Regions from separate parts of the Homo sapiens genome. Here region 1 is linked to region 2. A link is a loop called in an ENCODE intact Hi-C map of the cell type or tissue named here. Cell type or tissue: MCF 10A. All regions are shown on one strand. Each heading gives the region's core, and the rest is flanking DNA. Links, peaks and the distances in the headings are about the cores only. Region 1 has its middle 70 kb from the start of ALDH1A1. Region 2 has its middle 26 kb from the start of LINC01504.

The links. Peaks named below come from ENCODE experiments on the same cell type or tissue, not always from the same donor. Only the 100,000 strongest peaks of a DNase experiment are listed, where the experiment ranks them.
Region 1: it touches region 2 in a loop (7-fold over the local background); 21 of 110 quality-filtered maps call a loop at or near these places.

The regions. Positions count from the first base shown.
Region 1 is chr9:73,015,064-73,030,675 of GRCh38, reverse strand. No RefSeq gene overlaps it. Among named protein-coding and RNA genes, the nearest start is that of ALDH1A1, 70 kb to the right of the region's middle. In MCF 10A, for the core only: a CTCF peak has its summit at 7,535 (motif pointing right); a DNase peak (open chromatin) is centred at 7,525.
Region 2 is chr9:72,271,880-72,287,491 of GRCh38, reverse strand. It overlaps the pseudogene LOC100289320. Among named protein-coding and RNA genes, the nearest start is that of LINC01504, 26 kb to the left of the region's middle. In MCF 10A, for the core only: a CTCF peak has its summit at 6,386 (motif pointing left); a DNase peak (open chromatin) is centred at 6,381.

The sequences.
Region 1 (15,612 bases), core at 3,814-11,813, 740 kb before region 2:
ATTACATATAATTGACTAGACTCTCTCTGACCTAACTTTAGTTAGTCTCTCTTCAGCCCTCTTTTTAACTAGCTCTCATCTTTGGGGCCCTGTATTAGGCCTGCCTAGTCCAACTACAGCAAGAGTCCTGCTAAGTCTCTTTAGAGACAATCCCCCACCCTTGATATCTGATCACCCTTGGGATCTGATCAAGTTCTTCATCCCCCACATTTGATATCAGATCACCACAGTCTGGCTTCAGCAAGAATTCTGTTAAGTCAGGTGAGAAAGAACCACCTTACCTTCATGTGTCCTCTTAGTAATTTTCTGTCCACTGACTCAGTCACTCTGCTGATTGTCTCTGGACACCCAGCTGTCCTTGCTGTATTCTCTCTCCCCTAAGGCGATAGTCTTGCCACCTATCGCAACAGTCCAAAGTTTTCTTTACCATTTTCATAAGTTTCAGAACGATTTTTTTCTTTAACATGATCCAACAATTTTACTTCTGGGCATGTATCTTAAAGAATTGAAAACAGGATTTGAACAGATAATTTGTACACCCATGTTCAGCCAATCTGAATGCCTACTGAAGGATAAATGGATAAACAAAATATGGTATCCGTAAGCCATGAAACATTATTCGATCTTCAAAAGGAAGAAAATTCTGACACATGCTACAACATAAATGAAACTTCAAAATCCTATGCTAAGTGAAAAAGCCAATCACAGGACCAATATTGTATGATTCTGCTTATATAAGGTCTCTAGAGTAGTCAAATTCATGGAGACAAAAAGTAGAATGATAGTTGCCAGAAGCTGGGTGCGGGGGCAAATGGGAAATTATTGTTTAATGGGTACAGAGCTTCAGTTTGAGAAAATGAAAAAAGTTCTGGAGATGGGTGGTGATGCCTATATAACAATGTGAGTGTACTTCATGCCACTTTAATGCCACTGCCCTGTATACTTAAAAAATATTAAAATGGCACATTTTATGTTAAGTATACATTACCAGAATTTGAAAATGACTGAAACTCTCAACTGAAAAAAATTCTGCACACATTGGGCTTCCTTTCCAGTTTATAACATCATAATACAGTTCCATGTTACATATTATATGTTTCTCATTCAGCTGTTGCTGTGGAATAACTAGAGAAACTGGGCATGTGGTTAAACTTCTTTTCCAAGCATCTCCTCTTGTTGATTGCAAAAACATTTCTTTTTAGCTTAATCCTTTATTCATGTATTACTGCTAAACATTTTAGAGCTGAGTAAACCAAGACTCTTTTTTAATCCTTTATTTTAAAATGGCAGCATTAGAATATTTGAAATTTTCTTAAATGAATATAAAAGTCGCTCTTCTTTTATAAAGACAATTTTAAAGAATACTTGACCTGAGGAGTGCTTACTGTTACTACACTAATAAGTCTGGATTTTACTTGAAAATACAGTGAATTGGTTTAGAAGGCTGGAAACAAACTGAAGAACACATCTAATTCGTCTGTTCTAAGAAGGACTCACTCATTTTAGGAAAAGATGGTCCATTATGATTTTATTTTTTCTAAGACTCTAATTAGAGCCTATTCTACTTCTTAATAATACTATTCCAGTTTCAAATTGCCCATGTTTAACCATGTGCTCTTAATAAAATTTATGCTTTTTATTCTTCCTACTTAGGAAATAATACAGTCTGTTAACATAAAACATGTTTCCATAAACGAAATTTGCTTATATCTGCTAGAGGAATCGTGTTTTTTTGTAAAGAAGAAGTAGGTTCACTAAATTTGTGATTTCCACTAACATATTAATGTTTTGAAGTAAGCAGGGGTAAACTTTTTCTCAGTTAAAGAGAATCATTATCAGTACATGAAAATGTAAAGGAGGGGGGAAAGCTTAAATCCTGAAAATCCTCCAATAGCCTGCTGTCCACCTAGTTAGCTATTTGGTGAAACTAAGAGTGCACATGAAGACTCTCCAAAGACAGTTACTCTTGTGTTAAAAATTTTAAAGTGGTGATTAAGAAGTCTATTTTTTTATTTTGAAGAAATTGTTCCATTAAAAATGAAGGACCTCTTTGAGTTACATTTGGAGGAGAAACTATAAGCCCATGGTAAAAGGCTGCAAAGGGTGAAACTGCCACTGGAGGTTTAACTGTGTTGAAATTTTTATTGAAATTTTTATTGGAATTTTAGATTTTTTATGTTAGTACTCTGCTTACAAAGAAGAGTATGTTTTTAACGGCCTGCCTCTTGCCGTGTTTCCCCACCCCTACCACCAATAAGCCCTTCAGTGCACCTTTTCACAAAACTTTAGAATTCTCAGCATTGCATACATTATCTCATTTAATCCTTAGTAAGAGCTTTTTATGTTCAGTATAATTATGCCTTTTTTTTTTTTTTTTTTTTTAATGAGATAGAGTCTCACTCTGTCTCCCAGGCTGAAGTGCAGTGGCGCAATCTCGGCTCACTGCAAACTCTGCCTCCCGGGTTCAAGCAATTCTTCTGCCTCAGCCTCCCGAGTAGGCCATTTTTTTAAAGAACAGTTGACTGTGGTCCAATGGTATATTTGCAAGAATATATTCATCAAACGTTTTCCCCAAATGGTAACATTTCATTTCACCTTAGCTTTATCATTTTCTTTCTCTAAATTTTTACAGGTAAGTAACAGACATGCCACCCTGTTACCTCTATTTCAGAGTATATTTCCAAAAAATGAAAAAATTCTCTTATATAACCATAGTATAATTATTAAAATCAGAAAATTAACATTGATAAAATAATATTGTTTTCTTTAATTTGCCTAATAATATTCTTTATAGCAGAAGCACGTTGCATTTAGTCGTCGTGTTTCTATAAACTCCTTCAATCTAGAATAGTTTTGCAAGTTAGCCTTTGTCTCTCATAACCTTCACACTTCAGAAGAGTACAGGCTAATTCTTTGTTAGGCTGTCGTTAAATATGGCTTTGTCTGTTGTTTCTTCATGACTAGGTTCAGGTTGTGCATTTTTGTCAGAAAAACCAAATGGAAGTAGGTAGCTCTACACAGTTGCACAGCCAATTAAAGTTGGGGCCAGGATTTGAATTTCAGCAGGAATCCCAAGACTACATTCTCAACCTCCACTCATAACATCACAAACAATTACTAATTTCTCCTAAGGTATCTTTAACAAAGTTAATGGTTTCTGTAAATATCACTGAAGGTTTGCTCTAGCCTCTGCCACATGATAGAATGTAAGAGCAGGGAAATCAAATGACATCATAGTGTAAACCCATTATAGAATCCACATGTTTATTATCTATTACGTGGGAAATGCAATTCAAAAATTTGGACTGATGGAAAACTTTATCTAAATCTATTTTGTATGTCTTGTGTCACCAATTATATGGTCCCTCACTTGCTTATTTGGCTTCTGTCTTGGTTTCTGTCTTAAAGACTTGTTACATAATATGAAAATATCAGTTTTACTCTATAGTATTTCAATTTACATTTTCTAAAGAACATAATATAAACCGAATCAAATTCCAGAAATTCAACTCCTGAAAGCTTTGTGCATAGGTGGCAATTTCTATATAATACCCTGCTTTCCTAATTATTTCAAAATTCAACAGGTTAGCTAAGTAGATTTAAAAAATAGTAGCATGAGCCAACATTAATCATAAGAGCCCTAAAGAGAGACCTGTGTATTTTCAAATTCTATGTGCCTTGGGCTACTTTTTCTAATGTCACCATTACCATGCAAATTGAAACTTAAAGCAATAATCACTTAATACTGTAAATTATTTTTGATGTTTTGGTCATGAGTATCCTTTTCCTTTTTTTCTTTTTTCTTTTTTTTTCTTTACTTGAGACAGGATTTCATTTTGTCACACAGGCTGGAGTGCAGTGGTGCGATCATAGCTCACTGCAGCTTTGAACTCCTGGGCTCATGCAATCTTCCCAACTCAGCCTTCTGAGTAGCTAGGACTACAGGTGTGCACCACTACATCCAGCTTTTTTTTTTTAATTTTTATTTTTTTGTAGAGATGGAATCTCACTTTGCTGCCCAGGCTGAGTCTCAAATTCCTGGCTTCAAGTGATACTCCTGCCTCAGCCTCCCCGAAGTGCTGGGGTTACGGCCGCGAGCCACCACATGCAGCCATGCATATCTTTAAATGCAAACATGTTCTACAAATAGAAACATAAATTTACACCGGATATCCTCCATCATAAAATTTCAGTTTGTGTATTCTTAAAATATTATGATTGACTTGACTGGTAAAAGTAAGAAGTTCCTGAAAATAAGCACAGCATCTTGATATAAAGTGGTATTGCATCAAAAAGAATAAATAAGGAAATTATCCAATTCTGACTATAACTTCATAGTATAAGAATCATACTGTATCTCAGATCCTACTGTACACTTTCTGGACCTCATCCTGGAAAATCCATGGTGCCCATTGAGAAGAAGTAAGGACTGATATACAGTGACATGTGTCCGTTTTATTTAGTCCACTGTTTTCAAAGAGGAGGGTTTGACTCATTATAAGGTCATGATAAGTGCCTTTAAAAACCAAAATAAAACAATGGAAAATATCTCAAGGTGTCATATATAGTAAATGTAAATATTAACGTAAAATTTGGTTTTAGTGTGTGTGTATACACCTAAGTGTGTGTCTGCTCTTGTGTACACTATGGAAAGGGAAAATAATTTTTTTTACTATGACATAATCCAGAGAAATTGAAAGCCACTGGTTTAATAAGTTTTCATTTCAAACTGATTCTTTGCAGCTATTTCCTACAAGAAACAAATGTGATATATTTTATTATTCATTCATTGTCTCTCTTTTCTATCCATATTATGTATTTTTAGGGCCATTTTCACCATCCTCCCACCCCAGGCAATACACACAGATAGAAAAATGCTTCACTAGGAATGGTCTTCCCTATGCCCAACTTTCTCATTAATATTAAAGCAGTTTCAGCCAACATAGTAGTTATTTATTTCAGCTCTTAGAGTTCTTCCTTCCATTGGTAATGGCCCTAAATCTTTTCCTATCTGATGAAATTTCCCTGAACAAAACATCGATGTTTCTAATTTGATCACCATTATATACTGAGTTCCTACCAGGTAGTATAGGCTGTATTTGTTAAATAAATAAATGAGTAAAGACGTACTAATAAGAATGATCCTACCTACCAGTATACCAGACTTTCCTAAAATGTCCCTTGCTACTAAATTGTTAAATGTTAAATCTGATTCTCACGGGACTAAAAGCATTCTCCCCTTAGATTGTCTAATTTAAGAGGTAAGGTAGAGAAAAGGCTGTCTTCCTGATTGCAAATATGTTAGGATGGGCTGCACGTTAAATCTGGCTAACAAACATGTTTTGTTTTGGCCCACACATTTTAATTAATATCCTATATTTTGGTATTAGAAATTGTCTCATAAAATTCGGCTTGTTTTGAAAGATCCTAAGGTCTGACAGTAGGTCCACAGTTGGCTGGAGACAGGGTGGCTGATTTATTTAGAAAAAACGTGTGTGAATCTTCCCTTTTTGTTTGTCTCTACTACTAAGTTGTGAGTTCCTTATAATCCTCATATCATTTTTATTATGCAGAACTCAAGATATATGTGTGGGATGAATGCATAAATAATGAATGGGCCAGAATTCGGTTTTCAGGACAGTTTTCAAGATGGCTTAAATAGGCATAGGGTTTATTTTTCTGTCTTCTTTCTCGCTGCATCTAGAGTTTGTCCCACAGAAATCTTATCTAAACTCATGACTTTAACTATCATCCCTACCATAAGGCAAAATCTCCAACTCTGCCCTGTCACCCGGACTCTAATCAGATATCTCTAACTGTCCCTCAACTCAGACTTTCTGAGTCAAAAGTTTAATCTGTTATCTCACCAAAACATGCTTCCCAACTGACTGCCCCTATATAGATATAGGGGCATATATGTACGTATATTGTTTTGAGGCAGAGTCCCACTCTGTGGCCTAGGCTAGAATGTAGTGGCGCGATCTCAGCTCACTGCAACCTCTGCCTCCCAGATTCAAGCAATTCTCCTGTCTCAGCCTCCCGAATAGCTGGGATTACAGGGGCCAGCCACCATGCCCGGCTAATTTTTTTTTTTTTTTTTTGTATTTTTAGTACAAACAACGTTTCCACATGTTGGCCAGGCTGGTTTTGAACTCCTGACCTCAAATGATCCTCCTGCCTTGGCCTCCCAAATTGCTAGGATTACAGGCGTGATGTCACCACACCAGGCTGCCCCAATGTTTTTCACCACTGTCACCGTCCTCCCATGCATATAATCTTGAAGCCTCAGCAATTTGAGATTCTTCTTTCTTCCTCATCAGCCACATTCAGTGAGTTATCAAGTCTAGTTTATTCATTCTTCAAAATATTGAATGTCTCTTTTTTATCCTCATTTCCTTCCTCTCTCCAAGAGCAAGTTTTACCATCTTGATAAACAGACAATTGTTCTTCCTGCCTCAAGCCTCTTGTTTTTCAATACAGATTTATTTATAATATTAACAAATATTTATCAAATGCCCACCATTTATTTATCAAATATCCTATCTTAGAAGTTAGGGATACAACAGTAAACACAAGCAACAGAGCCCCTACCCTCATGAAACTTACAGCCAGTTAGTGATACAAGCAAACAGAAAACACATATATAATAATATAATGTCAGGTAGTAATAAATTATATGAAAAAAGCAGAGTAAGGGAATAGGGAATGATGGACTAGAGAGGTACAACTTTACTTTTTAATAATAACACCTCTTTTAAACATTTAAATTTACATGTACTTAAGAGAAATTTATAGCATACATTTTCCCAGATTAAACTTCCTGAAACATTTGGCCATATGCCACTTCTCTATTCATCTATACAATCATTCATCTATAAAATAAATGGGATAAAATCCAAAGCACTTAGTGCAAGGTTGTTTAATCTGGCCCTAGGTACTCTTTCTTGCTTTTAGTTTATACAGATAAAACTCTAACAATATTGACTATTTTCCTGCTTATTATGCTTTTCTACATGATTCATTAAAAGCCTCTCTCCTCTGGCGATTCTTCTCTAACAATAATAATCTCTCTGTTCTAAGTCATTCAGTATGGTACGGAATCTACTTGTAATTAACTGTCTCCTTGTGGCTATTTCATATTTTATCTTTCCAGCTGAGTGACACACTTTTGAAAAATGACTGTTTGATATTACCTTGTACTATTCTCAGTACTGACTCTTCTCAAACTTACAAAATTGTTGACATTAACTTAACACATATTTGTTAAGTAGGTGTTGACTAACCAATTACATGTGTTGACCACAGTCAGCCTTTGTGGTCTCTCTAGCCACAACCTAACATCCTCTATCCTTTTCTTTTGGTGACATTAAGCCTATATCTGGGATAGAATCATTACTTGAGTTGCCTACGTATGCCATTTATTTCCCGCTTCAAAGCAGCGTGTCACTATAACTCAAACAGATCTTGTATCACTGCGTTAGAATGAAATACTTTTTTTAACAGGATGCCAGCTTTTCACACTTGCCGCAAGGGGGAGCAGCAGTTCTTTTCCAGGAAGCGGAATGACGCCATAGTTTCATTCCCCAGCAATTACCCAAACATTTAATTCTCCCCCATATGATTTCCATACATCTTTGTGTTTTTTTCTCCTGCATGTATTTACCACAACTAAAGGGACAGTCCCTCTTCACTTTAAACATAAATTTTTATTTTAGTTCACTTGATTTTATCCCTCTAACCACTTATACTTGAATTTCTACTCCGGTTCTTAATTTCTTTATTTTAAATTGAGCTCAATATCTAAAATGGCGCCAGTACTTTTTGGGAAATATTTATTGTTGGAGGCAATCATTGAAGAAGATATCAGAACAAGTAATTTACCAATGAATATCTGACATGCACAACAGATAACATATATTTTTGTTACTCAGCTTGCCCATAGTGTTGAGTGAAGGTAGGTATTTAACACTTGCCAAATAGGAAATGTTCTTAATGAAAACTAGGAATTCCAATACTGTATATATATATACCATTCTAGAGCTAGCAGGACTATTAGAAAAAATCTGGACCAACGTCTTCTAGTTTACAAATAAGGACAGTAAGTCCCAGAAGGTCAAATGACTAAGTTAGTTCAAGGGCTCATTCTGTTCCAATGGTCTTTCTATTAAGTTCCACTGTCTCTCTTGTGATATTAATTATAGAAACCGGCCTGTAGTTTCAACATACAGCTAAAATAGTTATTTCCAAAGGTCTGCCAATATTATGCTAAGGATTTTTATAAAAATGTTGTTTTGGGTTCTGAATACTACAAAACATCTTGTGCTCACACAGTGCTAAATATTACCTTGCAATTGTTACAGTTAACCAAGCAGTTCTGTATGTGCCAATTTGGAGGCTTAGGTGGGGTGAAAAAAAACAAGTTAAATAAAAATAGTAGCAAGAGAAATATTGAAAATATTAGTACCACATAGTATGATTTTCCTTATGTTAAAAAAGCTATATAAATGTGTAAATGCATGAATAAAGTTCTGTAAAGCTATACGGTGGGAACTGTGAATTATGATACTCTGGAGAGAGAGAGGGAGAAGGTGAAATGCCTTCTAGAAGGTGCAAAAATTGGCCCCATGGGATTCACTCCAGTCAGTGGGTCACATCAACACTCCCAGAAGCTAGACCACTGTCTGAGCTACTATACGGCCACTGTCATGAAGATGTTTTAGAATAAGGTATTGATGGAGATGGAGAGAAGTGGCTGGTACTAAGTTCTGAATACCACACAGTATTCTGATGCTGTGTCTACCTTCATAATGTTTGAGTTTTAACAACAAATATGCATACATTTTGAGTTTATGAACAACTAGAAGGCAAAAATCAAAATTATAAAAGAAAATTCCCCATTAGCATTACTAACAAAAGATATTACTTATATAAAAGGCTGTTTAACTTTATAACAAGATATCTATTATTTTCCCACTGAAAATATAGTCAATCAGTGATTAACCAGCACAGTAGTAAGAGCTCAAAATTCAGCTCTATAGTAGCTCTGTAATGGAATAATAGCTAAGTAAGAGTGGAACTGTTTTGCAGCCGTACTTAAAAAAGTCTTATAAGATATTTCCTAGTAGATCAATTACATTATACCTGCTATTCACCACAGTGAATATTCTCAAGAGATAAAGGTATTTAGGCTTTATTATTGTTGGTTAAGTTCAGGCTGTGGAGGTTTTCTCTTTCCACGAACACTTGGCTCATGACAATGGCCAAGCCCTGGAATGCTACTTCTAGGCAGCCATGTATAGATTTCTTATAATATTTTTATGTCCATTAATATACCATCATCTTTGCTTATTAAAAATGTAATTATATTAATTATTTTCTTTTATATAAACTGAACTCCATAGTTTCTCCTTTCTAAAATTAGAATGTAACAAAATAATTTTGAACTCAAATACCTATTCTTTGTTCTTTATATGATTTCGGTTTATTTTATTAAAGGGAAACCTTTAGCCACTCAATTTCCCCTACCACAATGCCTCACATTGCCGTAAAGGAAATGGTATTTCAGTCTCCATTCCCTAACACAGAACAGTATCAGAACAAACACTTCTGGCTCCTCCCTCTGCCTTGCCGTTTCTCCCTTGGATAGAGAAATAGCTTGCCTGTTTGGTAAATTCAGTGAGAATCTGGCATTCACTGGTGATAGCTTCCTATATTGGGGGAGATAATTGGTGTTGAAGTTCTTGTTCATGAATAGCCCTGAATCTTGTCTATTTCTTTTTCTCTTGGAGTGGTCCATCATCAGTGGAATATGTTTTCCTCCTCCAGCTCTTCTGTGTCCATCTGATACCTGCCTGTAGAGCACTCCTGCCTTTCTCTAGTTTCTCTGCTTTATGTTGGGGGAGATCGAATCCCAAAGAGAAGAAGTCTTCATATCTAATGTTTTCAGAATAATTCTGATCCTGGACTTTCATCTTTATTTATCTCTTAGGGTTGGTTCTAAATTTTTTAATAACCCGCAGGAGAAGATGTATATGTAATTAGAATTCTTTAAATGCCAGAATTGTATATCCAACTTTCTAATATATATCTTCTCTTGGATATTTAAAAGTAACTTCAAAATTGGTACATCCAAATTTAACTCATAATCTCCTCCCCAGAGTGAAAATCAATAAGCAATACACTGGTCCTCCTTCAACCATCCCCTAACTCAGTGGATGATATTGCTTTCTCTCTGGTTGCATGAGCCAGAAATCACAAGTCTTCTCTGACCTCTTTTCTCCTTCATTTCACATATCCAATTAATCACTAAATGTTTTATTTTTCCTCTTAAACAAACCTCAAGCCAGCCACATTTCTCCATCACTACCACAACACCTTATTCTAAAACACCTTCATGACAGTGGCCATAGTAGCTCTAATGGTGGTCTGGCTCTTAGGAGTGTGGGTGTGACTCCCTGGCTGGGGTGAAACCCATGGGGCCATGCAGGGAAAGAGTCATTGGCCCAGCCATGATACACAACATGAAACTGGACAATTAAGGACTCATAAATTGAACAAAGATTACAAATTGGAGGTTAAAAGAATTACAAAAGGATATGAATTATTTGTATGCCAAAATATTAGATAATCTAAATTAAATAAATAAATTCCTAGAAACGTACAAGCAATTAAGCCTGTATCATGAAGAAAAAGAAAATTTGAACAGACCTATGACTAGTAAAGAGATTGAATCAATAATCAGAATTCTCCCCACAAAGAAAAGCCTAGCACTAGATGTCTTCACTGGTGCATTCTACCATACATTTAAAGAATAATTAACACCAGTTCTCTTCAAATGTTTCCAGAAATTGAAGAGGAGGGAACACTTCAAAGTCATTATATGAGGCTAGCATTATCCAAATAACAAAGCCACACAAAGACACTATAAGAAAACTACAGATTAATATCCCTGATGAACATTGGTGCAGAAATCCTCAACATAATGTTAGCAAACTGAATTCAATTGTGTAGGTAAAGGATCGTGCACTGCAATGATTTGGTTTGTTTGTCCCCTCCAAATCTCAGGTTGAAATTTAAGCCCCAATGTTGGAGGTGAATCCTAGTTGGGAGGTCTTTGGGTCATGGGGCTGGATTCTTCATGAATGGCTTAATGCCGTCTTTGTGGTAATGAGTGAATTCTTGCTCTGCTAGTTCCCACAAGAGCTGGTTGCTAAGAAGAGCCTGATAACTCTTTCTCCTCTCTCTCTCTCTTGCCTCCTTTCTGGCCATGTGAGCTCTGCACATGCTGGCTTCCCTTCACCTTTTTCTATGAGTGAAAGCAGCCTGAACCCCTCATCAGAAACAGATGCTGGCACTATGCTTCTTACACAGCCTACCAAACCCTGAGCCAAATTTTGTTTATAAATTACCTAGCCTTAAATATCCCTTTATAGCAACACAAATGGACTAAGAGATATACCATGACCAATTAGAATTTATCCCTGGAATGGAACAATATTTCAATATATAAAAATCAAACAATGCAATCCACCACATGAATGGAATGACAGACAAAAATTTACTGATCATCTCAATTCCTATAGAAAATGTACTTGACAAGATTCAACAAGATTTTATTAAAAATAAAAAACTATGCAATAAACTAGGAATAAAAGCAAACTACCTCAACATAATAAAATTCATATATAAAAAGCCTATAGCCAGTGTTATACTTACTGGTGGAAGACTGAAGATTTTTCCTCCAAGATCAGAAAGAAGACAAGAATGCCCACTTTGCCACTTCTGTTTAACATAGTGCTGGAAGGCCTAGCCAGAGCAATTAAGCAAGAAAAAGAAATCAAAGGCAACCAACTGGAAAGGAAAAAGTAAAGTTATCTCTGTTCACTGATATGATTTTGCTGTAGAAAACCCTAAAGATTCCACCAAAAAGAAACTGTTAGAACTAATGAATGAAATCAGCTCAGTGGCAGGATACAAAATCAACATGCAAAAATTAGTTGTGTTTCTATACACTAACAAAGAACAACCTGAAAAGGAAATTTTAAAAATTCCGTTTACAATAGCATCAAAAAAAAAAAAAAAAGAAATACTTAGGACAAAACCTAACAACGAGGTGAAAGACTTGACTTGTATGCCGAAAGCCACAAAATGTTGCTGAAAAGAAGTTAAAGAGGACACAAATAAATGGAAAGACAGCTCATGTTCATGGATTGGAATATTTGATATTTAAGATGTCAATACTACCAAAAGTCATCCATAGGTTTAGTGTAATCTCTATCAAAATCCCAATGGTATTATTTGCATACATAGGAAAATCCATCCTGAAATTCATTTGAGATTGAAGGGACCTAAATAGACAAAGCAATATTGAAAAGAAAAAGGTTGAAGATCTCACACTTCTTGCTTTCACAACTTATTACAAAGCTATAGTAATCAAAACAGTATGGTACTATTTAGCATAAGACAGATATATAAGCCAATGGAATCAAATAGAGAGTCCAGAAATAAACTGTTGAATATATAGTCAAATGATTTTAGACCAGCATGCCAGGACAATTCAATGAGGAAAGGACAGTCTTTTCAGCAAATGGTGTTGGAATATTCACATGCAAAAGAATGAACTTGGATCCTTACATTATATCATATGTCAAAATTCAAAATGGATCAAAGGACCTAAATGGGAGAGTTAAAAACATAAAATTCTTAAAAGGAAGCATAGTGGAAAACTTTATGAGATTGGATTTGTTAATGATTTCTTGTGTATGACATGAAAATTTCAGGGTACAAAAGAAAAAATTGATAAATTGTACTATGTTATTCTTAACTTCTGCGTGTCAAAGGGCACTGTCAACAGAGTGAAAAAGTAACCTACAGAATGAGAGAAAATATTTGCAAATCATATATCTGACAAGTGGTAAATATCAAAAATACACAAAGTACTCGTACACCTCAACATAAAAAAAAACCCAATTAAAAAATGAGCAGAGGAACTGAAGACATTTATTCAAAGAAGATACACAAGTGGCCAATAAACATATGAAAATGCTCAACATCACTAATCATTAGTGCAATGCAAATCAAAACCACAGTGAGATACCACCTAATACATCTTCATCTCTCATCTGAACTACTGCCTCATTGCTTCATAATCAATCTACTAATTGTTCAATGAGTTCACCACATTATAACAAGAGGCATCATTTCCACACAAATGATGGCATTCTATTACTTTTTCACAAAGACAAAACTCCTAGCACAACCTGTAACAGGGATCAACAAACTTTCTCTAAAAACGATAAATATATTAGGTTGTGGTGAGCCTTATGGTCTCTGTTGCAACTGTTCAACACAGCTATCATAACAAAAAAGCATCCAGAGGCAATAGGCAAACAAATAGGTTTTATTAAACAATGAAAATGGCTCTTAGCAGAGAGGAGAGCTGGAGAGGGGACAGGATGGGCAGGTCATCTTCCCCCGAAGTCAGGTCATCTCTTCCATAGTCCACTGCCTCTTCCCTGAAGTTTGGCCATCTCTTCCCCAAATTCCAGTTGTCTCCTTGAAGTCCAGGCATCTCCCCCTTTATTTACTGAGTCTGGGCTCTTTATAGGCACAGGATGGGGGTGGGGTGGGCCATAGGTAGTTTTGGAAAAGGCAACATTCAGTTGGTAAAAGGACATTATTCAGAAAAAATCAATCAGGAGAGGGCGAGCAAATAGGAATAGAAGTTCTAACTTTTGGCCAGTTTTTTTTGTGTTTGTTTTTTTTTTGGTTTAAAGCTAGGATTTCACTGGACAGCCACCCCTGTCTGCCTAGAATTTCTCTTCCTCCTACCTCTATTAACATATTGTAAACAAGAAGCTACAGCTAAAGGCTAGATGGATTATAAATTAATCATTTGAGTGCTACAAAATAATATGAGCAGTATTATGCTGACTTTTGGTATAAAGTATATAACACAAATATGTGTATATATATAATAGAGGGTATCTATATGGATGTTTAATTTTGTCAGATGCCTTTAGAGATGATTATATAATTTATCTTCTTACATTTATTAATATTTATCCCAATAATGAAGCACTTTTGCATTCCGAGAGTAAACCAAATCTCATTGGGATATATTAATGGTGTAAGATTCTATTAGCTAATATTTTATTTAAGATGTTGACATCAATATTAATGTGTTATTATCCTATAATTTATTTTTTCAATTATTAATTTTAAAAATCATCATTAATCTTTTTTCATAAAACAAATTTGGACATTTTTATTTCTTTTCTATGCTCTGAAGCTATTTAAATACCACTAGTATTTTCTTTTCATTAAGGTTGGTGAAATTTTCCTGTAAGCATTGTTTTTGCTGCATCTTATAAATTCTGGCATATAATGTCTTAATTATTATTGTTTTTAGCAATGCTGAAATTTTGTTTGTACTTCCCTTTTGACTCAATAATTATTTGATGGAAATGCTTATTTCCAAGTGGAAATTAATTGATCCTTTCTAATTAGTTGAACTGTGTTCAGGGAATATTATTTGCATTGTCTATTCTTTGGAATGTAATGAGGTCTTTTATGTGATCTAATAGAAGACCAATTTGGGTGAATGTTTTCATAAATACTTAAAAATCAGATATATTTGTTATTATTGAGGTACCTATCTTATCTTTAATATAAATTGTAGACTTCTTAGCATTATAGTGTTTTCTTCTTAATCTTGTTAAATTATTTTTAGGTGGAATTATACCTTGCAGTGTTATCAATCTAGTAGTGTTATCAACAATGTGACTTTTTAATATATTTTCCTGGAAACATATTGTCCATACTTTCATTTTAAACTTTCTGTATTACTTTTTTAAAGCCATACTTCACATTACAATGTGGAGTTTTGTTTCTGTTTTGTGAACCAATCTAAATATTTGCATTTAGTAAGTTAAAAACAAGCCATTTACATATTGCTATAACATATATTTTAACTGGATTCTACCATTTTATATTATATTGACTATAAACATATATATGATATGTTTTTTTTGCTCATTTTTGGCAGTTCTGGTATTTTGGAAGATTTTCATTTTCTTTCTTTTCTTTATGTTTTGAAGCTTTTTATTTTTTTGTCTTTAGGTCACATTTCCAAAAAAGGACTTCTCTAACCTAGCTGGGACATTCTATGCCATGACTCTCAATCATTTATTCCTTTTATGTTTTCTCATATTATAATAAGTATCTGAAGTTACCTCATTGGTTATTGATTTAATAATTTATTGGTTCTGGCTGGACGAGGTGGCTTACGCCTATAATCCCAGCACTTTGGGAGGTCAAGGCAGGCGGATCATGAGGTCAGGAGTTCAAGACCAGCCTGGCCAACATAGTGAAACCCCGTCTCTACTGAAAATACAAAAACTTAGCCGGGCGTGGTGGTGGGAATGTAATTCCAGCTACTAGGAAGACTGAGGCAGGAGAATTGCTTGAACCTGGGAGGTGGAGGTTGCAGTGAGCAGAGATCGTGCCACTGCACTTTGGCCTGAGTGATAGTATGAGATTCCGTCTCAAAAAAAAAAAAAAGAAAAGAAAAATTTTTGGTTCCTTTCTACTATAAATTTCTTCTTATCAGAA
Region 2 (15,612 bases), core at 3,216-11,215:
AATCTGATATCCTTGAATTTCCCAAAATGATGTGCATGTATTGTAGGTCTTGCCTATATGAGTAAGGCCTTCCCTCTCTAAACATTCATTCATTCATTCATTCATTCAACAAATATGTATCAAAGACTCCATGTCCAGTCCTCAACAAAACACTAGCAAACCCAAACCAAATCAGCAACATATACAAATATACACCATGACATGTGATTTTTTTCCATGAATGTTCAACATCTGAAAATCAGTCATGTAATAATCTATATTAATAGAATACAGGACAAAAATTACATGATCATCAGAGTAGATATGGAAAAAAATTTGATGAAATTCAACAGTATTTAATAATGAAAGCATTCAACAAACTAGAAATAGAAGGGAACTTCTTAAACCTGACAAAAGACATCTATGAAAAACTTCAATTAATATCATACCCAAAGGTGAAAGACTAGCTGCTCCATCCTAAGACCAGGAACACACAAGGATGTCTTCTCTCACCACTTCTGTTCAGCAATGTACTTTCAGTTCTAGCCAGAGCAATTATGCAAGAAAAAAAAAAGGCATCCAGATAGGAAAGGAAGAAATAAAACTGTCTCCATTTGCAGATGACATGATGTTGTATGTAAAAAATGATAAGGAATCCACACACACACACGCATACACACACACACACAAACTGTTAGAACTAATCAACAAGTTCAATAAGGTTGCAAGATGTACAATCATTGTACAAGATACACTTATATTTCTGTACATTAGCAATGAACAATATGCAAAAGAAATTTAAAGAATAATTCCATTTATAATAGCACCAAAAAGAATAAAATACATAGCCATAAATTTAACAAAAGAAGGGCAAGACTTGTACACTGAAAACTAGAAAGTACTATTGTCATGTGGTGTTGCTGATATAGTGGTGAGCATAGCTGCCTTTTAAAACCTTGCTAAAAGAAATGAAAGAAGATGGAAATAAATGAAAACACATCTCAAGTTCACAAATTAGAAGACTTAATATTGTTAAGATAAAAATATTTTCCAAATTGACATACAGATTCAATGCAATCCCTATCAAAATTCCAGCTGCCTTTTTTGCAGAAATCGACAAAGTGATCCTAAAATTCATACAGAAATTCAAAGAACTCACAATAGCCAAAACAATCTTGAAAAAGAACAAAGCCAGAGAACTCAGATGTCACAGTTTCAAAACCTACTAGAAAGCTGTAGTAATGTAGATAGTATGGTCCTGGCATAAAGGTAGACAGAAAAATGAATAGAATAGGATTAAGAGTTTAGAAATACTCTCACATTTGTAGTCAATTGATTGTCAACAGGGGTGCAAGGCCATTCAGTGGTACTGGGACAACAACTGGTACTGAGACCACTGGGTAGCCATATGCAGAAGAGTGAAGTTGGACTTCTACGCCATATAAAAAAATTAACTCATAATGTATCATAGACTGAAATGAAAGTGCTAAAACTATAAAAGCATAAAAAGAAAACAGAAGTAAATCCTTGTAACCTTGGATTAGGCAGTGGTTTCTTGGACACAAAACCAAAAGCACAAGTTATTAAATAAATAAATAAACAAAATGGACTTCATCAAAATTAATTTTTTTTTTTTTTGCTCTGTTACCCAGGTTGGAGTGCAGTGGCACAATCTCGGCTCACTGCAGTCTCTGCCTCCCGAGTAGGGAATCAAGGGATTCTCCTGCCTCAGCCTCCAGAGTGGCTGTGATTACAGGAACCTGCCACCACGCCCAGCTAATTTTTGTATTTTTAGTAGAGATGGGGTTTTGCCATATTTGCCAGGCTGGTCTCGACCTCCTAACCTTAGCCTCAGCCTCCCAAAGTGCTGGGATTACAGGCATGAGCCACCACGCCTGGCCAAAATTAAAATTTTTGTGCTTCGAAGGACACCATCAAAAATGTGAAAAGACAACCAACATGGTAAGAAAAAATATTTGCAAATAATATGTCTGATAAGAGATTTGTATAGAATATATACAGAATACTTACAATTCAACAATAGGACTGATAAATCACTAATTTTAAAATAGGCAAAGGCCAGATTTCCTCTAAACTCTGCACGTGGTGATTTGGGACCACACATTGGAAATTCACAGTTATATCTTGAGGAACTTCAACTTTAACCTCCTGTTACACACATAGGTCTGAAATACAATTGTGGAAAATGTCATATTCTTCCCATGGGACTGTTAGACGCCAGACAAGTCAGGGTATTTACCTTCTCAGGGTAAGATGGGCAAGAGAAGGAGTGAAAAAATAATGAATAGGAAAGGTCATCCTTGAATTAGGACTATATTTGAAGGAATAGTTGATAATTTCCTGAAAATTAAAAAGGTTTTGTCAACACAAGGTACACATAAACTGCTGGAGAGCTGGGAATGGGAATAGGGTACTGCCACCTTTTCTGAGATTCAGTTCTGAGTCTATAATCTTAGCACTTTGGGAGGCTGAGGTAGGAGGATCATTTGAGGCCAAGAGTTCAAGACCAACTTGGTCAACATAGTGAGACCCCATCTCCACAAAAAATAAAAAGTTAGTGTGGTGGTGCACACATTTAGTCCTAGCTACTCAGGAGGCTGAGATGGGAGGATCACTTGAGCCCAGGAGTTTAAGGCTGCAGTGAGCTATGATCATGCCACTGCACTCCAGCCTGGGTGACAGAGAGAGACTCTATCTCTAAAATAAAACAAAATAGGCAAAGGATTTCAACATAAATTTCTCTGAAAAAATGATAAGCAAATGGCCAATAAGTACATGAAAAGATGCTCAATATCATTGGTCATTAAAGAAATACAAATCAAAACCACCAAGAGATACCACTTCACATCCCTAGGATGACTATAATTAAAAAAAAAAAAAAGCCCAGTGGCTCATGTCTGTAATCCCAGCACTTTTGGGAGGCTGAGCCAGGCAGATCACCTGGCGTTAACAGTGACCTTGAGCAGCATTGGTAGTGGTTTTGGCAGCATCGCTGGGAGTGCAGCCTTCTGAATTTCTGCTCAGCAGAACCAGCAGGTCCCACAGCAGCAGCAGTCCCATCTCTAGCAGTTGAACACCAAGTGTGGGGTTATGAGCTCCAGCTCACAGCTTCATCATCACTTTCCTTCTTTTGCTCCTTCAGCCTTTTCCCTTTGGAGCCAATGTGCTGCATTAAGTCCCTCTCTCTTGACATCTCTACAGCAGTGTCTATTTTTCTGACCAGACACTCTACAATACACTTCCTTTTTAAACTATAAGTTTCAGCCTAAAGCAGGACCAGATGACATCTGGGGAAAAGCAAAGTTAAATCAAGTTCAACATTTTAATTTGTTTTGGAGTAGATATTCTAATTTATGAATTAACTATGTTTGCCTTGTAAAGTGACAGTAGGTCTCGATGTTGTGTAAGAGTGAGCTGTTAAGTCATGGGCCTACCAAGGGCTAGGAAAATCACCTTTATGGAATAATTTTACAGGAATAGTGGGAGGCTACTTTAAAATTGTGTTTTGATTGTGTCATGAGCCATGCTTTTGTAACATACTGTTTATATATGTAGACATGTGTGTTGAAGAAGTGGTCTGTCTTAATGATCAAAGTGAGAGAGCAGAGTCTAAGAGTGTGTAGTCACCAGGCTCTAAGATGGCCCCCAATGGCCTCTTTGTATTCATGAGCTTGTAAAATGCCCTCCCATATTGAATAGGGCTGACTTGTGTAATTGATAGGATATTCTGGGGGGAAAAATACACTGCAGCTTCTGCCTTGCTCTCTTGTGGATCCCTGGCTCTGAAGAAGGTCAGCTGCCTCATCATGAAGACTTTCAAGTAGGTTACGGAGATGTCCATTTGATAACAAAGTGAGGCCTCCTGCCAATCGTCATGTGAGTGAGATCCTCCAGCTTCTGTAGAGACAATGACAGCCCTGGCAAACATCTTAAAGAGATCTCGAACCAAAATCACCCAGCTAAGTTCCCCTTGGATTCCCGATCCACAGATAGTATGTGAGATAATAAATGATTATTGTTTTAGGTCTCTGAATTTTGAGCTAATTTGTTATGCAGCAGTAGCTAACTAATACAGGATAAGAGAAGAGAGGCATTGGCTCTAGGTATAGGAGACAGAGCAGAGCACACAAGGATTAGGTCCTGGCCCTGCCACATGGTGGCTATTGATCCGATTCACATCTATACAAACTGGTAAATTGAGTGTACCTGGTGAGCCCTATGGGATAGCCTGCTGTAAGTGATAATGTCAAGGGAGACCTTGATGCACTCTAGACAAGTAGAGAGGTGGATCAAGCTTATATCGGAGACTATCTTCAGAGTCCTTCTGCTACTTTGTAACTCCTCCCTGACTCCCAAGAGACATTTCGACTTACCCTCTCCTGGTGTACTGCTGCTCCTCCTTTCTTTATCTAGCTTGATAAACCACTTCACATCAACACACTCTGAGAGTTGGCTGTGAGCAAGGCCCTCAAAGATCAACAAACCACTATTCCTCTCCTGAAAGAGCCTTCCATTTATAGACTACTTTGTGTTGGGAATATATTGCATTTGCCTCTAAACTCAAAGTTAGAGGTTAATTGCAGTCTCTTTCAGCGGGACCTGAGATTCTGCATCTCCAGGAAGCTCCCAGGTGATGTTGCTCCTCCTGGTCCTGAGACCACACTATGAGTACAAGGAACTAAGGGACTCTGCAGGTGTAGGAATAAAAGATAGAACAGGGTACCCAACAAATGCATGCACTCTCAGGATGAAGGGAATTCAGTGACTCAAATCAAACTGCGTGTATAGATTCTGGTTCAACTTAGGTCCAAGATTTGTCACAGCCACCATGAATAAAACCTGCAGCATGACTTGGTCTTGTGTGTCCCTTGCCTGGGAGGCTTTCACAGAGAAATAGGTAGGATAACAAGGGGGCAAAAAAAGTTCCATTTTGTTCAGTGCATAGATCAAATATTCCAGGTTGGAAAGGACTTTCAAAGTCTTCTTCAGTCACCTAACCTGTGGTTGAATCACCCCCATGTCATCCCTACCAAGTCATTGTTCAAGCTGTGTTCAGATACTTGCAGTGATGATAAACTCACCCTTCCCAAGACAGTCCATTTCTTGTTTGGGCAGCTGTGATTGCAGAAAATTCTGTAGAACAAATAACATTGTTTTGTCTCCAAGTTACCAATGACTTTCTGAATGTTACCTTTAGAGTCATTTAAAACACATTTGTAGGCCTTTATATATTGAAAGATGGCTCCCTAATCTGTATCAAATTTTCCTTTCTACAGGTTAAATATCACCAGTTTCTTTACCTGATGCTGCTTTGTCATGCAGCTTGGTCTCAGATGATTCTTAGATGGTCCCAATGAACATATTCCAGTGTTTTCATTGGAAAGAAGAGACTCTAGATGAAGCGGGGATACAAGCAAAATTTAAAGGCAATTTTCTAGCCATAATGAGAGATATGTGTTTAAAATTCAGGATACTGAGTTCTAGAGGGTTCTAGCCACATTGGGTGAGGGCCATGCTTACTCTACACTCCCACGAAGTATACTTAGCTTTAGGCTCCTTTTACCTGAAATATGTAGGCCCAGGTGACCTCTTCTCTCAGGTAACTGTTTCTCAAAACCATGTCCTCAGAACACCTGGATTAGAATCACCTGGGGTCCTCTTAGAAATGCTGATTCATGAGTCTCACCTTAGTCCTATGAAATCAACAGCTTTTGTGGTAGGGACAGCGGAAGCTACTTTATTTTTTCTTGAGACAGAGGCTCGCTCTGTCCCCCAGGCTGGCGTGCAGTGGCGAGATCTCGGCTCATTGCAAGCTCCACTTCCCAGGTTCCGTCATTCTCCTGCCTCAGCCTCCCCAGTAGCTGGGACTACAGACGCCCGCCACCACGCCCGGCTAATTTTTTGTATTTTTAGTAGAGACGGGGTTTCACCGTGTTAGCCAGGATGGTCTGGATCTCCTGACCTTGTGATCTGCCCGCCTCGGCCTCCCAAAGTGCTGGGATTACAGGCAAGAGCCACGCGCCCGGCCAGAAGTTACATTTAAACAAACTGCCCAGGTGGTTCTGCTGAATATGAAGGGGGAGAACCATGGTTCTAGCCTGTACTCTCGGATCTCTGCTTGTCTTGCTCTTTATTGCACCAACTGAATGGGAATAATAGGAAAGCTCAACAAAGAAAAATGTCAACTGCTTCAGGAATTCTAAGAGGGAGAGCGAGGAACAGAAAAAGAAGGAGAACAAAAAGGAGGAGGAAAAGAAAAACTTTCATTCCTTTTCTTATAACCCAAGATCCCCCTTCCCTAATGTTGTAGCTCCTGCAGGTACTTAAAATTTGGCCTCAGCTGCAGCAGCCTGCGGGTGTTGGCGTAAAGGACCTCGCGCTCCCTCTAGAGGCCGACAGTAATAAGGGCAGGGAGAACTGAAGGGTAGTTGAAAGTGAGGTGAAAAGAGACGCTTGTTAACTAACTCCCTTGGCATCATTCACTCTACAGTCTTCTAGCACATCAGTTCTCAAAGTGTGGCCTGGGGAACCCAAAGAAGGGTCCACAAAGTCAAAACTATTTTCATGATAATATAAAAATTTGCCTTTTTTATTCTCATTATGAATATAGAGATTTCCAGAGGCCACATGACATGCTGCACTCCCAACAGATGGAATATAGAAGCAGATATGAGAATCCAAGCTTTTTTTTTATTAAACCAGGCATTAAAGTTATTTAAAAACAATGTAGCTGAGCGCGGTGGCTCATGCCTGTAATCCCAGCACTTTGGGAGGCCAAGGAGGGTGGATCATTTGAGGTCAGGAGTTCGAGACCAGCCTGACCACATGGTGAAACCCCGTCTCTACTAAAAACACACAAAAAATTAGCCGTGCATGGTAGTGCATGCCTGTAGTTCCAGCTACTCAGGAGGCTGAGGCAGGAGAATAGCTTGAACCTGGGAGGTGGAGGTTGCAGTGAGCCAAGATCACACCACTACACTCCAGCCTGGGTGACAGAGTAAGACTCTGTCACAAAAAATAAATAAATAAATAAAAAATAACAGAAAAAAAAGCTGCTGTTCTAGTTTTTTGAAAATATAGCTATTTCTCATTTTTAAAAAATGTTATTTATATTAACATATAATAGGTTTGTTATTACTTTTAAGTGAATGAATTAAACTTTTTGTTTTAACTTCTAATACAGTAAATATCTAAATATAATCGACATGAACAAAAACTCTGGGCTCCTCAATAATTTATTTTTTTGAGACGGAGTCTCTGTCGCCCAGGCTGGAGTGCAGTGGTGTGATCTTGGCTCACTGCAAGCTCCACCTCCCGGGTTCACGCCATTCTCCTGCCTCAGCCTCCCAAGTAGCTGGGACTATAGGCGCCTGCCACCACACCTGGCTAATTTCTTTGTATTTTTAGTAGAGATGGGGTTTCACCATGTTAGTCAGGATGGTCTCGATCTTCTGACCTTATGATTCACCCGCCTCAGCCTCCCAAAGTGCTGGGATTACAGGCGTGAGCCACCGCACCCGGCTCCTCAATAATTTTTAAGAGAGGTGAGGGGTTCTAAGTTTAAAAAGTCTGAGAATCACTGTCTTCAAACTTGGCTGCCCATTGGAATCAACATAGGAAGCTTGAAAAAAATACTGGTGCCTGGATTCCACGCCCAGAGATCCCTATATAATTGTTCTGGTGTTTAGCCAGGGTATTGAGAAGTTTTTAAGCTCTCAGGTGGTTCTAATGAGCAGCCAAGGCTAAGAACCACAGCGCTCGTCTAAGGATATTATGGATGTCAAAACAAACACGGCCATGGCTAAGGATGGAGAAAGCAAATATGGTCCATAACAGCAAATACAGACAGAAGAGCAGGAAAGAGTGGACTATCATGTTACCCCAAAAGTACAACAGGACAAAGGAGATATTTTGTAGCTCTAGTAATCAGACAAAAAGTTTTTCTCCTGCCAAGGATGTTGGATTTATTCATACACCACTGCTTCACCAGCTGGGGAAAAGGAAACTAGGTTAAAATGCCACCTAGGTGAGGATTTGAGCAGTTTGGGAGACATAAAGTAATAAAATCTGTCCACACAGCCAGACCTCAAACATAGGAATCAAACCAAAGAAATATGCAGAATGCTCTTCTGGTTCCAAAGAGTCCTGGTGAAAGCTAGGGGTGTGGGTTAGGGAGGGAGATTCAGACCCATCAGGAAACCCACCAGGGTGTGAGGGACACAGGTGAATTTTTATAGCCTCCAGCCTCTCTCAGAGGATCAATTCTTAGCATGACAAGCAGGTGCCAGGGGTGGAGGAAGTAGAGCTAAGTCCTTGGGCTTCAACTGGGTCCAGAGCTACGAAAGTGAAAGGGGTGATGATCAGACAACAGCTTTCAAACTGAAAGAGCTATCAAGCTTTCAGATAACCTGCTGCCCTTCAAAAACTTAAATGTTGCATTAGGATTTTCTACTCAGATGTTACGCCCAGATTAGGCTTTGAAACTAAACATTCAATTCAGTTAAACAATCAGCTGTACACTAATTTACAATCATGGCAGCTACTATGAAGATGGTCTGTCTCTGGGTGGAAAGAAGATAAAAGAAAAGAGAAGCTCATAACAATAGTGATAACTAATATTTATTGAGTATTTACTATACCAGGTAATGTATTAAGAACTTTATATGCAGTCTGGGCACAGTGGCTCATGCCTGTAATCCCAGCACTTTGGGAGGCCGAGGCGGGAGGATCATGAGCTCAGGAGATAGAGACTATACTGGTCAACATGGGGAAACCCCGTCTCTACTAAAAATACAAAAATTAGCTAGGCGTGGTGTTGCGTGCCTGTAATCCCAGCTGAGGCAGGAGAATCGCTTGAACCTGGGAGGCAGAGGTTGCAGTGAGCCGAGATTGCACTGCTGCACTCCAGCCTGGTGACAGAGCGAGACACCATCTCAAAAAAAAAAAAAAAAGAACTTTATATGCGTTATCTCATTTAATCCTCTCAAGAACTTGGTGGCTAGGAAATTGAGGCTAGGTGGCAGCTTGCCTACAAGATGACCACAAAGAATCTTGTTTCCCTGGAATTCACACCTTCACATAGCCTCTTCCACATTGAATCAGGTCTGGTCTGTGTGATCAATGGTATATGAAAGAAGTGACAGTGTGTGACTTCCAAGGCCACATCATAAAATGCATTGTGTATTCCATTTTTATCTCTTGGATCACTTGTTTTGGAGGAAGCTGGCCGCTGTATTGCTAGGACAATCAAACAGCCCTGTGGAGAGGCTCATGTGGAGAGGAGCTGAGGCCTAAGGCCAAAAGCCAACATTAACTTGCTAGCCACATTAGTGAGTCACCTTAGAGAGGGATCCCCCAGCCTCAGACAAGCCTTCAGATGATCACAGCCCCTGCAAACATCTAACAGCTACCTATGAAAAACCTAGAGCCATAACTGCCCAGACAAGCTGCTCCCAAATTCCTGACCCACAAGAACTTTTTTCTTTTTCAGCGTTCCTGAGAGAACTGAGCCCACACTGCCCATGGCAGTAACCCTGATAATGTACCCTTCCTTATATTGATTTTCTCCTTCCCTGCTCATTCTTCCAGTTCCCTTTCTCCTGTTTCCTGGGATCGCCTCCCATGTTCTACACCTGAGTTCTTTTCTCAGGCTCTGTTTTTGGGGAGAACCCAAACTAACACAAACATCATGAGAAGTGTGCCTTTTTAACAGATTCAGATGATCTCCTGCTAAAAGCGTATTAAACAAGGAGTTTAAATTTAGAGAACGAGTTCATCCCTATAAGGTTTTGTTGTTGTTGCTGTTTTTCCTGGCTACCAAGAAAATAGATTTAGAGATTCCTGAAAACTTCACCCAAATTGATACGCATGACTCAGTTTGATTTCATCGGTGTTTGTTACAATTTTCTTTTTTCTTTTTCTTTTTGTTTTTTAGAGACAGGGTGTCACTATGTTGCCCAGGTTGGTCATGAACTCTTAAACTCAAGCGATCCTCCAATCTCAGCCTCCTGAGTCACTGAGATTGCAGGCACAGACCACTGAACTTGTCTTTTATTGGCAATTTTCAACCATGAGTTTTTCCCACCTGCAGATTCTGACCTTGGAACTTTATTGTTAATAAAATTTCTCCCAACTTCAAGGGCAGCTGCCCTGACAATTGGGCTTTTGGCCAGCATGGCCTGTCTAGTCTTCCTGGAGTAAATTTTGACCAGAAACCAGAAATAATCAAGCTTTTAAAGAACAATTTCTAAAGAAAGACTGGCTATTTATTGACTCTTTTCTTGGGTCACCATAAAATCTTTCTTTGACTCTTAGCCAAGTCATGAATATTCTCTTGACGTCCTTGGTATCCCAGTTTTGGTCTGTGTAAAATATTACTGAACATAAAGATTTCCAGGGGAAGCTGTTGAAAATCATATTAAGATACACATAGCCGGCCCTACTTAAAAGCTGGATTGCATTGAGTAAAGTGAGCACAGATACTTTCCAACAGTCTGTCTCCAAAGGTTCTCACTAAGTTGACTTGAAATCAGTAATTGGGGGTGCAGTTATAAGAAACAGTTATTAGAAACAGTTATTCCTAGGGTGATCAATTCATTGTGGTTTGCCTGCGCCCCTTCCCAGTTCTAGTACTAAAATTTCCGTGTCCCCAAATACCCTCAGTCCTGGGAAACCAAGACAGTTGATGACACTACATATTTCTGATGGTTATGTTTCCAGAAGCCTAATTAATCCTTGATATAGCTGAAATTTAGTCCTGGATCATGGTTAAGATAAGATAGGTACTGTGGTAAGTTTGTAAATTTCAGGACTGATTAAGGAAAAGATGAGATGGCAATATTGCACAACAAGCTTATTTGATAGTGCTGTGACAAGGTTGCATAAGAAAGAAAGGGTGTTCTTCCTACCAAGAGCTGATCTAGAGAGAGCTGCAGGCATGGGGCCACCACCTGGAAGGGAAGAGGGAAAGAGAGCACTGAGTGGAGAGGGAAATGGGAGAGGAGGTACACGGGTCTAGGCAGTGTCACTCAGCAGCAAGGTGGGGAGCCTCTGGGTCAGAGTTCTGAAGAGCAGCAGGTCTGTTGGGGTTTTTAGTAGCTACAGAATGTATCTTATATATGGTTAACAGGTGTTGGGTGCAGTTTTGTGGGGTGTGCAAAGAAGTCAGGCTCTAATGGTCTAAAAATAGGCTTATTGGGGCTATATTTAAAGTAATATGTGTAAAAATTTGAATTGGTGCTGGCAGGCTTCGAGTTCATGGTCCTAGCCTGCTGCGAAGAAGTTCAACACATGAGGACCAAGAAACAGGGCCCATCTTTGACCCATTTACATCACATATGCATTCAGATTCCTTTTTGTTTGTTTATTTGTTTGTTTCCAGTTTCCAAAGGCTTTATTGGTAAATATTCTTTAGAAAAGAATGATCAATCCTGTTGCTTCCAAGTCAATGGAATGAAGAACCATGTCCAGGGACACTCCAAGCAGTGCTGAAGAAGACCGCTGCTGTGTCCACCTCTTGTTCATAGGCCCAGTCATAAGCACAAGACTTGTAATCAACCAGCTCTTCAGGTTAAGTTTTTCCCACCCACAGACTCTGACCTTGGAAATATGTAGTGCCATCAACTGTCTTGGTTTCCCAGGGCTGAGGGTATTTGGGGACATGGAGCCATAAACCATAGGCTGATTTATTTTTCAGCACTTTTTACTGAGTCACTGCCATGAATGATGTCCCTGCCAACCTGAATGCAGAAGTCCCCGCCACTGGTGCCTGGCTTAGAATCCGTTGGATTGGTCTCCCAAGCATCACTCGGCCTGTCTCCACTACACTCAGTCCCTCCTCCATGGCCATGAGTTCATGTACTTCACCAGCCCAGGGAGGAATGGACAGTCTTTCAGGTCAGGGTAGAGCTGCTTCAGGTGTTCCTCAGAGGCCCAAAGGTGGAATCCCTTCAGCTCAAAGTGCCTCATGACATTGCCCAGCAGGCCCCACCGCACACCGTGTGGCTTCATGGAGATAAAGGTGCGCTCGAGGTTGGACATGGTCTGGGAAGCTGATGGGGCAGGCAGTGGCTGCACTGCAGGAGCTGAGAGCTGCAGTGACCTGCACCCAGATTTCCTATCATGAGCATTAGAACACATATCTCTCCTGCTTCAGCCTTGCCAGTAAGAACAAGAACTCTCCTCTGCAGATAGCCCCTGCCTCACTCCTTCCCATTCTTGTGCTTCCTTCTTCATATACCAGTGATGAATTTCCCATGACTTGGGGAGAAAAATCCAACTGGAAGTGGAAGGAGATAGTAGTGGTGGTGGTGGAGGGGGTGGTGCGGGGTAGAGGAAGAGTTAGTGATGAATCATGAATACTTAGGTAATATAATGGGACAGGCTTGGGCAGGAAGAAACACTGGGGCAGGACAGTTCATGTGAAGAAAAAAAATGTTGTTCTGGGAGATGCAGGTCAGAGCAGGGCCGTTAAGTCAAAACCACCGGCACTGTAGAGATGAATATTGTAACCAGCTTTTATTTTAATTCAGGCTGTCCCCACATCCAACCCCCCTTTTTTAATTTGCAAGAATCCTCCACCTTGTGTGGTGTCCGTGGGATGTGGTACCTCAACTCTTACCAAAGAATATCAGGATGAAGTCTTCCTCCTTCACGCCCATCATGGAGGTGGGAGCACATGACCCAAGCTGGTTAATCCAATGCCCAGGGACCAGAGTTGAAGGGCAGTTAGCATCTTTCACCGTGTACCACATGGTTATGGTACCCAGCGATAGAAGAGGCATTCAGTACTGGCACGTCCTCTGGAAGTGGAGAGCTGATTTTGGATAGCCCTGGTCAGTTGCTGTTACTTGCATCAAACAGTCCTGATTACATCATGACCTCTCTTTGATCCAGAAGCTGTAAATTTCTACATGCCTTCAGGCAAACTCAGCTCTGTCTTCAAATAAAATAGAGGCAAATCAGATAGCTTTTTTCCCCTTAAAGACAAATTCCTTCCAAGGATTATCAATATATTTATTAATCTCTTCTCTTTATGGGCAGAAAAAAAGTCCCCATGAATTTAAAATGTGAAAATATATTTATTGACTTAAAGATATAATAATTTTAGGGAAGCAAAATAGTTGTGTTCAATTATTTTCACAGCAAGATGCCTGTAAAATGTATATAATTGGATTGATTGGCACTGTTAATGACTCTTCAGATATGTACAAATCTAGTCATACGCTCTAAAATTTGCAGAGACAAATCAATTTAATATGCTTTATTCACTTTCTAAGTTTAACATTGGGATATATTGTGATTGAATAAAACATTCAGATGTGCTCTAATTTACATTTTGCCCACAAAATAATTCCCAATTCTGCTTCATTCATACCATTGTTTAGTATTGTGGTTGTGTTCATCATTTCTTAGCAAGGAGAACATAAGTTTCATCTATTACCAGCTGAATGATTTGACTCAAAAGGCAATTAAAAATCACACTCTTGGGAGGCCAAGGCAGGTAGATCATGAGGTCAGGAGATCGAGACCATCCTGGCTAACACAGTGAAACCCCATCTCTACTACTGAAACTACACACACACACACACACACACACACACACACACACACACACACACACAGAGAATTAGCCGGGCATGGTGGCATGTGCCTGTATTCCCAGCTATTCGGGAGACTGAGGCAGGAAAATTGCTTGAACCCCGGAGGCGGAGGTTGCAGCAAGCCAAGATCACGCCACTGCACTCCAGCCTGGGCGACAGAGCGAGACTCCATCTCAAAAAAAAAAAAAAAATCACATTCAACCTAGACAGTGTTACCAGTTGAGCCACAGGTCAAGCCCAGGTTTAATGTAAAAGAGGACCACACTGGGAGTAGGCATGAAAACTGAGAGTCATGGTCCATTGGACACCATCTTTGAATGACTCACTTGGCCGCCTGCTTTTTATTTTCTCTATAAAATGGATTAACTATTGCCTGACTGTCAATCACTATCACTTTCAAGATATCTTCACTTAATAACAGGTTGTTATGAGGATTAAATAAAGCTTGGGAAAATTCTAGTGACTGCTCCCTATGGATGAACAGAGATAGACTTAAACTTGAAATGATACAAATCTAGTGAGCATAGAAAAATTCTGGATCCGAAGACTTCAGTGGGTTAAAAGGATGGACTTACTTTAGGAACATGCAATTCAATAGAGGTAGAAGAAAACTCCAACAGTTGGATCTATAAATACTAATGAAAAAATTGATGAGTAGATGAATGACTTAAGAGACCAATGTGGAAAAGAATGAAAGGTTTAAGTAGATAATAAAACAGTGAGATATGAAGAACTAAAAATACTTCATCCAGATTTTTTTAAATGCTTCAGTGGGACATAGTAGTTTTCTTCAAATATGTGAAGACTTTCATAAGCAGACATGGTAGACTTGCTCTTGAAAGGCGTATCAGCGGGTTAGAGGTGAAAGTCTGCAAGAACAATTCTGGCTACTCAAGAGATTTTCCAACTTGGCAAGAATGGAAAGAACCTTGGGACATAGTCTTGAGCTGCCCATCACTCTCAGGGCTTAAACGAGATTGAATATTCATTGCTGAAAATGTCAAAAAAGGGATTCAAAGATCAGTCAGCTGGCCAAGCAAGGTGATCTTTAGAGTGCCCTTCCAAACCTGAGATTCTAGATTTCCAAGCCTTGACTCTTAACATCTGTCATGGAACCATTATAGCACCATCTGCCCAATTTCCCCGCTGATGATTTCACCTGACTATGTAATCCTGGAAGAGGGGTGATGCCCATTAACTTGTAGTTGGTTTATATAAGCTAGAGCAAGCTGTGTGGTTTGAATCATGTATGTGTCCATAGGAATCTAAAATAATTGGCCAACTGTAAGCAGTGTTGTTGAATTTCATATTTGGTGAATATGTAAAATGCTTTGAATTACATTGAAACTTCCTAAGTTAACTTTAATATGTTCATGGACATTCATTATTTTCTCGTATTTCCACAAGTTAGAGATAGCTTTCCAATGGACAAATCTTTGCCTTTTATCTTAAGGAGCTGAGGTGATTCAAGCAAGCCATTTGGAAGTTCATAATTTTGTGGTTTTTTCCTTGTAAAATTGTCTTCACGAAGGAATTAAGTAAGCAATATTTGTTTTCATTGAGAATATAATTTTATTTACAACTGATCTATTGTAGAATTTGGGTTCAACCTAGGAAATTATTTTCCTCACATAAGAAAAAATACATCCAGTTTCTTGCTAGAAAAATAATCACTACTTGTTTTGTACATTTAAAATCATGAATTTCTATTCTACTGGTTGTCAAAATAAAGTTAATTTAACTTATTTTTTCCTCTGCCCTTGGCCCTTTTGGAGGGAGACTGGTCATTCCACAGTCGTTCATTCAAGCTTTGGCCACTAGGTGGAGTACTAGTTAAACATTGGCTGGCCTGCTTGCAATCTCACCTTGCACTTGAAAAACGCCAATTTTTTAGTCTTGTTATCAAAAGACCAATTTCATTCACTTTAAAATAATTGTATTTATTCTAGCATTTGTCTCACATGGAAGCATATATATTTTTTATCTGGTAAATAATTTTTTATGTTGTCCT